Regions from separate parts of the Homo sapiens genome. Here region 1 is linked to region 2. A link is a contact called in ENCODE Hi-C or POLR2A ChIA-PET data. All regions are on one chromosome and are shown on one strand. Each heading gives the region's core, a stretch centred on a gene start or an enhancer-like site at or near the end of the contact. The rest is flanking DNA. Distances are from core to core; before and after follow the strand shown. Region 1 overlaps NFIA (nuclear factor I A). Region 2 has its middle 34 kb from the start of NFIA-AS2.

Region 1 (4,384 bases), core at 1,635-4,134, 500 kb after region 2:
GCGTCCATCTAGTCCAGAAGCTCCACACTGAACATCAATTACCTATCTAGAGTAAGGCTGGCTGGCCTTTACTTCCTTCCCTTTGCCCTGTGTTACCTGAGTGCACCCCCAAGCCCCCACACTCTCCAGTGTAGATAATGGTGTATCAGATTAGTCTGCCTTGCTGCTGCATCAAGACCCAGATCAATTTATTGACTCTGCCAGAGTGGCTGGTACAGTAATTGTTACAAGAGAAGAATAGAAAGTGAGAACGTGTACACATGAAAAATAAAAATGACGTTTTGTTCTCTCCTGCCCCCTCCCCCGCCTTTTTTTTCCTCATAGATCTTTATGTGTTTACACAGCAGAGAGCACTTTACTTAAGTTAATCAGCTCCTTCTACATTATTAATTGTGACAGGGTGCCACATGACAGGACGAGTATTATGGGAAACATTGATCTCACTCCGATGGTGTGGACCTGAGCAGGTTTGGTATTCCTCTCCCTATCTCGCTGCTTTGGGGTCCCATCAAATCACATTTCCCTGATTGACAACACGGAATGCCTCCCATCAATACGATTGATTTTGTGAAAAGGACAAGGAACATTTTTCAACTGGAGAGAGATGAATTGTGGTTATGGGAAAGAGAGCATCTCAGAAATCTTTCAGGTTAGAAGCCTAAATTGGGAACTAAGGTATTCTTGTCATCCCAAACACAAGCATAATTTGTACCCCCTGAAAAATGGTATTAGGAGAAACTTATTACAAGTGAAAAATAGACTTAGTGGAGGCCAGCAATGAACCTGAGGACATAATGGCTGTTTTTAAAAGGCCACCTGCTAATTTTTTTGTGAGGAATTTTTGGTTAAGTGCACATCTTTGAAAGACATTTCATTAAAGTTCAGCTTTCATGGCTTATACCTGTAGACCCTAACATAAATCCTGTGTGAACGGACAAAACTGAGTGGGTGTCATTTGTGACCTGGAAATAAAAGGTCAACCATTGAATTTATAGCTTTTTTAGTGAAAAGAACATAAAGATTCCTGCCAACTGGAGTCAATCCATATTTTAATGTTTCCTAGTTAAGATTATAAAATCAAGGGATTAGGATCGTGCTGCTCAATGAAGGTCAAAAATTAAATGTGATGGGCTAAGTGTCATTCCCATGGGGCAGAAGTTAATATTTCAAAAACCATTTCTACCACTGGCAGTCAAGAAATGAATTGTCCATGATCATTAACCAAGTTAAGGGGAATCCCACTATCATTACTAAATTTAATGATGATTATTATACTAATCAACTATATTATTAAATTACTCTGCTGTTCTGTAATGTCCCCAAACAGTAATAGTGAATTGATTGCTACCAAGTAATTCTCATATACAGTTGAGAACAAGTTGAGATGCAGGATCATGGATGAAGGCCTCCTTTTGAAGAAAGAAGTTGTGGCTATTTTATGGATAACAGTGATAACGTAGAACGTTCTTTTAAGATGAAGAGTGAGTGGCACTACAGACCTGTTATTAACTATAATTCATTAGTACATGTTTTTTAAGTACAAAAAAAGAACACGTATTTCTCTTTATTGTGTTTTTTTTTCTCTTTCAGATTTTTGTATCCTCCTCCCGATGCTTTTTTTTTTCTTTTCTTTTCTTTGGGAAAAAGAACATCTATTTTGCCAGATTCCTTTTTCCACAAATTTTTAGAGCTCTGGATACTGTCTACTTTGGATTTTTATGAAGAGGGAAGAAAGGATATTTAAATGTCTTTATATGATGACTCAGACACATGTGCCCTGTACCATTTTCAAATCCATTTTAAGATGCCAGTATTTTTCAAAAGTTTTAGAAATTTCCTTAAAGCTGGTAATTTCCTTAAAGATTATCTACTCCAGACTCCCATCATTTTTCAGATACAACTTTAAGAATATTTTGGAATAAAGTTCATATCATTTTAATAAAGTAGCACCTCCAAATAAGAGGGGCCAAAGCCTGGGGAACTGAAACAACTTGCAAGGCCCCAAAGCTAATCAGAGACAGAGCAGGACTGAAATGCAGGGACCTGTTATGAGTGAAGGAAGGGACTAATGGTTTAATATGTGGCTTAGAAAATGGGTGCATGGTTTCCATTTTACAAAGGTGTTTTATAAAAGCCCAATATCATTAGACTGACTCAAACGCATTGCAATTCCAAGGAACAAATGCATGTAATTCAGAAGTTCACTTTGCAGGATTTACTTTCATAGACTGCCGTGCAGGGGTGTGTGTGTGTGTGTGTGTGTGTGTGTGTGTGTGTGTGTGTCTGTCTGTCTGTCTGTCTGTGTAACCTGTGCTTCCGTCTATGCTCCTGGACAGCTTTTTTTTGCATATTTTCCTATCTTCTGATCTTCACAGTGCAGACAAAGGTCAAAATTCCCATCTACCTTCACAGGCAAACACTTTAAAGTGCTTCTACATGAGGCAGGTTGTAGGGAGGACCTTTGATTTAAAGTTCAGCATTTACATTTGTAATTTTGACTAATTTCTGTGCTAGCATTAATTAAATTGAAATTATTTAATTAGAATAAAACTGAAATTGATCATTAGGATTAATTTAACCTGATAGACTTTGTGTGCCTTTCTAGACAAATATTATGAAATATAGTGATAATGAAGTAGTGAGAGGTATAATTTCACATCTTATAATGATTTTAGTATCCAGTTGTTCTCTCTGATATCTAGATAGTGCTGAATATTGCTCTTTGTTACATCATTACCATTTAGCTAGGGCCATGCTGTATCTCTTATTTGGCCTCTTCCCAAACATTTTTTTCCTGTCTTGAAGTCTGAAGATGTACCAAACTCCCTTCACACCACCCCCCTGTTAACGTCATTGTTCCCTTTCCCCCACCCCCACCGTCTTCCAGGAAGGCGGTTTGCTTGGCTCATCCCTTGGGTCTTGCATTGCAGTGACCTTTGTAAGCCAAGAACTGCCGGATGAAACTCATTATGGAATTCGCTAATGCTCCTCAGCCCTGGGGTCAATACTGTCAAATCTGGACTATCCCCTCGCACCCCTTCCTGGCTGCTTGCTTTGAGTCAGAAGCAGGCACGGAATGAAGCCCTGACGAGGGATGCCAGGCACTGAGTAGGTAACTCCAAGGGAGTACAGGAGAGAAGCGTTACTCCTCCCGGTGCCAGATTCGCTTCCAGGAAATAGTTTCCCCTCTTCATCCCACACCTTCCACATAGTTTGATCAAGCAAACACGCTTCCAAAGTTGGTGCCCTCTGTTTCTTAAAGAAAATTATAGGTGAATGAAACTACTATTTTACCAGAAGAATCAGTATAAATGAAATGAGATTAGATCTGAATCTACCTACCCACACATGAACAAGTATAAAACACTTTGAACTATCAACTATTAAATCAACTATCAAATTATTTTGTCTTCAAAACCATTAGGATCCACATGAATAAATTAAATCCTCAGGAAAATGTGCAAACCATTTTAAGTTTCAAATTTCTCCCATTCACCATTTTGTCAGAGTTGCTTAAAAAAAAAAAAAAGTAACATTAGCAGTTATGTTTAATAGGCTTCCTGTAGCAGCCCTTATTGGCAGGGGTCCAAAGGACAGTGGAAAATGAACCAAAGTTTGATAGATATTTATGAAAAAGAAAGAAGAAAAAATACACAAAAGAAAGAACACATGATTTTCAGTCATTTGGAATTGACTGACCAATGAGAAATTATCTCTTATGCAAATTATCTTCTTTCTGGAAATCAACCAATCAGTCCTGGCTAAAGGCTGAGAAACTTAAGATTGTAAGCCCAAATTCCACCCAATCACTGTAACTAAACTGCTGCTCCCAAAGAAACCAGTTTTATCATCCATTTCTGCAGAACGTCATCTAAATGGATTCCGCTTTCATTCATGTCCTTATCCAGTAAGAGGAAGCTTCTGATTTTTCCAGCAGAGGGTTTTATTTAGAAGCATATTCACATTTAATTTGGTTTTAGAAAACCCTTAATGTTTTTTAATATTGAGCTAGGTTGAGTTCAGGGGATTGAGAAAAAAGACTAAAAGCTTTGCATATAGCTAGCATGCTCGTGCTATTATTGAACATGCAAGAAAAGTGACGGCTCAATATTGCACTAGGTTAAGAAAAGGCCATGATCTAGCACATGAAGATGAGGTTTCTGTCTTCCGCCAGACAGAGAGGAATCCCCTTCCCCCACCCCAACAACTCCAAAGATAAAAAAGCATCAGTTACAGTCCTGTTAGGAGACAAAACACAAATATTAGTTCATTTCATCCTCACAAGCACCATGCTAGCTAGCAAGGTGGTCTTCATCCTTTCTTAGCAGAGGTGCAAACTGAGATCCAGATTCACCACACACTCCTAGTCCATCCACCCCCAGCC
Region 2 (4,338 bases), core at 1,760-4,259:
TGGCTCCTACATGAATTAGAGATGCTGAGATAGGAGGCCATGAGAAAATCCATTGCAACAATCTGGGAGAGACGTGTTGAGGCTCTGAATTAAGCCAGGGTCAGTGGGGATGCTCACAGACCACATTCTTGAGAGATAGAGGAGTGAGCTAGATGGATATGTAATGTTCACGACACTCCTATGGCTGGCGTTGCTGGCAGGAGGGGGTGTATAATACTAATCACCATGCACTAGGCTTGCTTCGTTCACCCATCCAGGGAGGCAAGATGCCAAGAGGCACAGGTGTTCCCTGCCATCGAAGGAGGCCTCTGCCTCTCTTGATTGCATAAACAGGCCTCCCGCCTTCCTGCCTCCTTAGCATCCAGCATCACCCCAGGGAGCCCTGGCCTCCCATTCAGGGTGCTCTCAGCAGGGAGGCACAATGTCTGGCGGGATCTGAAAAAGGGTGAAGCCCCTTCATGGGCATCCTGGAAGGGCTGTGAGTCCATTCTGTGGGCCCAGCATCGCGTGATCTCCACACTCACTGCCATCTGTTTCCTATCAAGGCTGAACACAAGCTCGTGCGTGTGGTCACAATTGCACAGAAAAATCACTCGGCCAACAAATATGGAAATGTCAGCTTCATTCTCTCTCTCTTTCTCTCTCTCTTTCTCTTTCTCTGTCTCTCTCTCTCTCTCTCACACACACACACACACACACACACACACACACCCCTGACTTAAAAAATAGGCATTTAAAATATTGACCCTTTCTAAGATGTCCTCCCCCAACCCCAAGGAAAATATAATGGCATCAAATTCCCCTTGCAGTCCATACTTTATTTAAAGGGTGGATGGGGGAACCTCAATGCACATGTACAAGGGCCAAACCAAAATAGGAAATATGAGCAAAGTGGTTGCATCCTTTTGCAATCAACTATTATAAAAGCTGGCCATCTCCTGTTCTACAAGAAGACATGGGGTTTCCAACCAGCCAAGTTTTATTTTACATAATTGTAACCATCTCAGCATGTCAATTAAGATAGAATGTTACCTTTGGGATGGGATCAATTAGGGCCCTGAAGATTGAATTTGGAATCATGATTAGCCTGTTTTACATTTTGCCTTCATTTTCTAAAATATACAATTGTCTGATTCAGCCCAATTTTTAAAAACATATTGTAAACTTATTTATTTTTTTAAGCCAAAACAGACGTGGGAGGCCAGTTAGTAACAGAAACCATAGCAAAATGGAGGATGAGGAGGTGGGGTTTTCTATTTGATTAGAGTCGAATCTTAAATTTCCACAGCAAGAAAATATTGAATGTAGTGTAATGGTTGCTGGATTTTCTTAAGAACTGAAATCATTACACCCTGGCTGCGATCCAGGTTCTTCCCTTTTTTAGGTTACAATTTGAAACGGTGCAGAACATGCTATAGTATTGTAGTCATTTATGTAATGTCATTGAATCGAGCTTCTGGAAATAGACAAAGGACTTTGTGTCCTGAAATGGTCTTCTGGCAGAAAATTGATAGCAACATGAGATATGCTATTACTAGGTTTGCTTCTGCCTCCAAATTTGTGCTGACTAAAGTAATTGAGAGAAAGACAGAGAGGGAGAGAGAAAGAGAGAGAGGGAGGGAGGGAGAGAGAACAGGCAAGTGAACTTACAACTGTGTAGGGAAGCTAAATACTTAAAACAAATGCTGCATAGAGGGAAGGCACACATTTCCTAGCAGAAATGTGCAAGTTTTTCAGGGTCACTAAAATAATGTGAACCTCTTTGCTTGCTTTTCTGAAGTTGTTGTTTCCCAATTGGAGACAATGAATATGCAAATACATGACATGAACCCCCCACCACCCCGGTAATTCTCCCAAGCCCTCCCCTCCCATTCCAGCCCTCCAAAGTGTTTTGCCTTCATTGAAACCCCTTGTCTGGAGCTTTTGCCAGATTCATCAGAATGACAGGCGAGTCCAGCTTCACCAACCAAAGATGCAGCCTGAATGCAAATCAAACCCAGGCCTGGACACTCTAGCCAGGACACATGGTGTTAGGCACAAGCCCATGCCCTGCCCATTTTTGCCCCCCGCCTCCAGTGCCCTTCTGAGATTTGTCATCTTCATTGCAACAGTCACTTTCAGAAAGAAAAGTTAGAGCTGTTTGCGCATGAAGTGAGAGATATGTCAATAAGCCCCCTTTCCACATAAATAGCACATCAAAATATTACCAAATAATGCTGTTGACTTTGCCAACAGGCAGAGGACTCCATCTGGAGATAATATCTTCCAACTGAGAGGCATCCTAAGTGCCCTTTCCTAGGCAACAGGCAAAGTGACCATTCTGTGGCTAAATCCTGTCCTGTCTATGTGCAAGGGCAATCCTCTTCATCTTCCATTGTGCCCACACCACCTACACTGGATCCTGGAGTTGTCTGCTCCCATCCAAAATGAATTCATTGGTCCTCTTTCCTTTGTGATTACAACAGCACCGTCCACTTCTGACCACACTCACTATATCGAAGTATCCTCCAGAGATGTCCAAAATAGCCAATACCAGATTCTAACCAGGGACAGAGCTGGCTGGCTTCACCAATAATCTCCATTCATCTGCTCCTATCAACACAGAGACAACAGAAAAACTTGCTGTTGGGTCAGCTCTGCATGGTGTCAGGAGTGACACCTGAACAAAGTCTTCCCTGCTTCCGCTAGCACATGGGTCTCTCCTGTCTGCGAACTCCAATGTAATTAGAGTCTGAGCCACATAGATATGCTTTCTATTGTTCTCCTCAGTTATTCAAGAAATTCTTGCTGAGCATTTATTACATGCAAAGAACAGGAAGGCAACAAAGGTGAACCAAATATCAGTAGAGGTCCCCCAGCTCTTCCTAATCAGTGTGAATCCCCACTTATTCCACTGACATTTTAAGATTTCTGAGGATTCTTGGAGGGGCTTGTGTTCTTACGGTCATCCAGGTCTACAAGGTCCTTTCTCAGTGCCATCTCTGCCTTGGCCCATGTCCACCTGTCCATGAGAGAGGTCATTTCTATTTATATAAAAGCTCTTGCAAAGCATTTGTGAGTTCAGGAGATTTTTGGCAGATGTCACTGCGATATGGAGAGACGAGGAGGGAGTAATGACACAGTAACACAACATCATGTTAAGCACGAAATGTAAAATATGGCACCATCTTAAAAGCAGAAGATTGCAAGTGAAACTTCACTCAGACCTCCCTTAGCTCACGTCTTTCCTTCCCACCAGCTCAGCCTCACCCCACATAATTCTCTACCCCTTTGTACTCTTCTCTTCTCTTCCCTCTCAAGAGAAAAAAGAAATCTCATATTCTCAGATGCAACTGTTTAAACCATTCTCTTTTTTGGAAGGGAGGAGGGAGAGGAGTGATAATGATTTCTGAAGGCTGGGTTTAAAACACTCATACCCTCAGATCTCAGATACCTTTAATGAGTCATCAAGGGTTTTTTCCCTCAAACAAAGACAATTTCCTCCCCTTACACACACACACACACACACACACACACACACACACAAAATATTGTTGGTGCCAACTGTTAAAATAACAAATAATTCTGCCTTATTACACACAAAGGGATATGATGCCATTCTATTTAGTATTCCCTGCCATTTTCTGATCATCTTCTATGTCCTAGGAAATGTCCCAGGCCCTCCAAGCATGCAAATTCACTTAATCCTTGCCACAATTTACTGTGGTAAAGAAACTGAAGATGGGAGCAGTTACATTGTCCGGGGCCACCTAGAGCATTCTGATCCTAAAACTGTTATCTTAAGCAATAAATTACTCTGCCTCCCATAATTCAGAAGGCTGAATTATTTGCAAGGTACTATGAGAGGTATAAAGAGCAAAAGGCAGGGGCCCAGGTCACTTAACATAGTAAGCCATTGGAAACAAGGAATTACGACTTCAGAGAAAGACCTGAGTTTGAGTCCCAGCTGTGCTAGGGATTTGTTGCATGACATCAAGTAAGTCACTCCACCACTCTGAGCCTCAGGTTCCTCATATATAAAATGAAAATGCTAACAGTGCATACCCCATTAGGTTATCTTGGGGACTCAAGGAGATAAGGCATGGGAAGCACTCAATACAGTGCTTGGCATGTGATGAGCCCTGAATAAATGTTACCTTTCATTAGTATATTGAACATGATTTTATAGCTTACCTTGTGGATTTGGCATTTTATGATGCTTCTTTCTGCTGCTGAATACACTTTGTAAAAATCATTGAGATAGTTAACGTCTTGCTTCATTTATCTATTGGAGAATAGTGTTGTTTGTCCTATCAATATGTATAAAGTCATCCTATAGTATTACTAAATCTTTGTTTA

Evidence for each region. Hi-C counts contacts between places; a loop is a spot of excess contacts on that map. ChIA-PET counts read pairs that join two places held with the same protein, here RNA polymerase II (POLR2A). Pooled maps may share reads with other maps.
Region 1: POLR2A ChIA-PET joins it to region 2 with 10 read pairs in OCI-LY7. The contact joins two enhancer-like sites. A Hi-C loop is called at or near these places in 3 of 50 pooled maps. POLR2A ChIA-PET finds 5 or more read pairs at or near these places in 2 of 52 experiments (OCI-LY7 and WTC11).

Annotation. Positions count from the first base shown.
Region 1 is chr1:61,439,052-61,443,435 of GRCh38, forward strand. The region is part of intron 10 of NFIA (nuclear factor I A); the gene reads left to right. Among named protein-coding and RNA genes, the nearest start is that of NFIA-AS1, 190 kb to the left of the region's middle. Within about 2 kb of position 2,885, at least 3 of the 41 ENCODE cell types and tissues checked have a DNase peak (open chromatin) inside an H3K27ac peak, as active enhancers do.
Region 2 is chr1:60,934,887-60,939,224 of GRCh38, forward strand. No RefSeq gene overlaps it. Among named protein-coding and RNA genes, the nearest start is that of NFIA-AS2, 34 kb to the right of the region's middle. Within about 2 kb of position 3,010, at least 2 of the 41 ENCODE cell types and tissues checked have a DNase peak (open chromatin) inside an H3K27ac peak, as active enhancers do.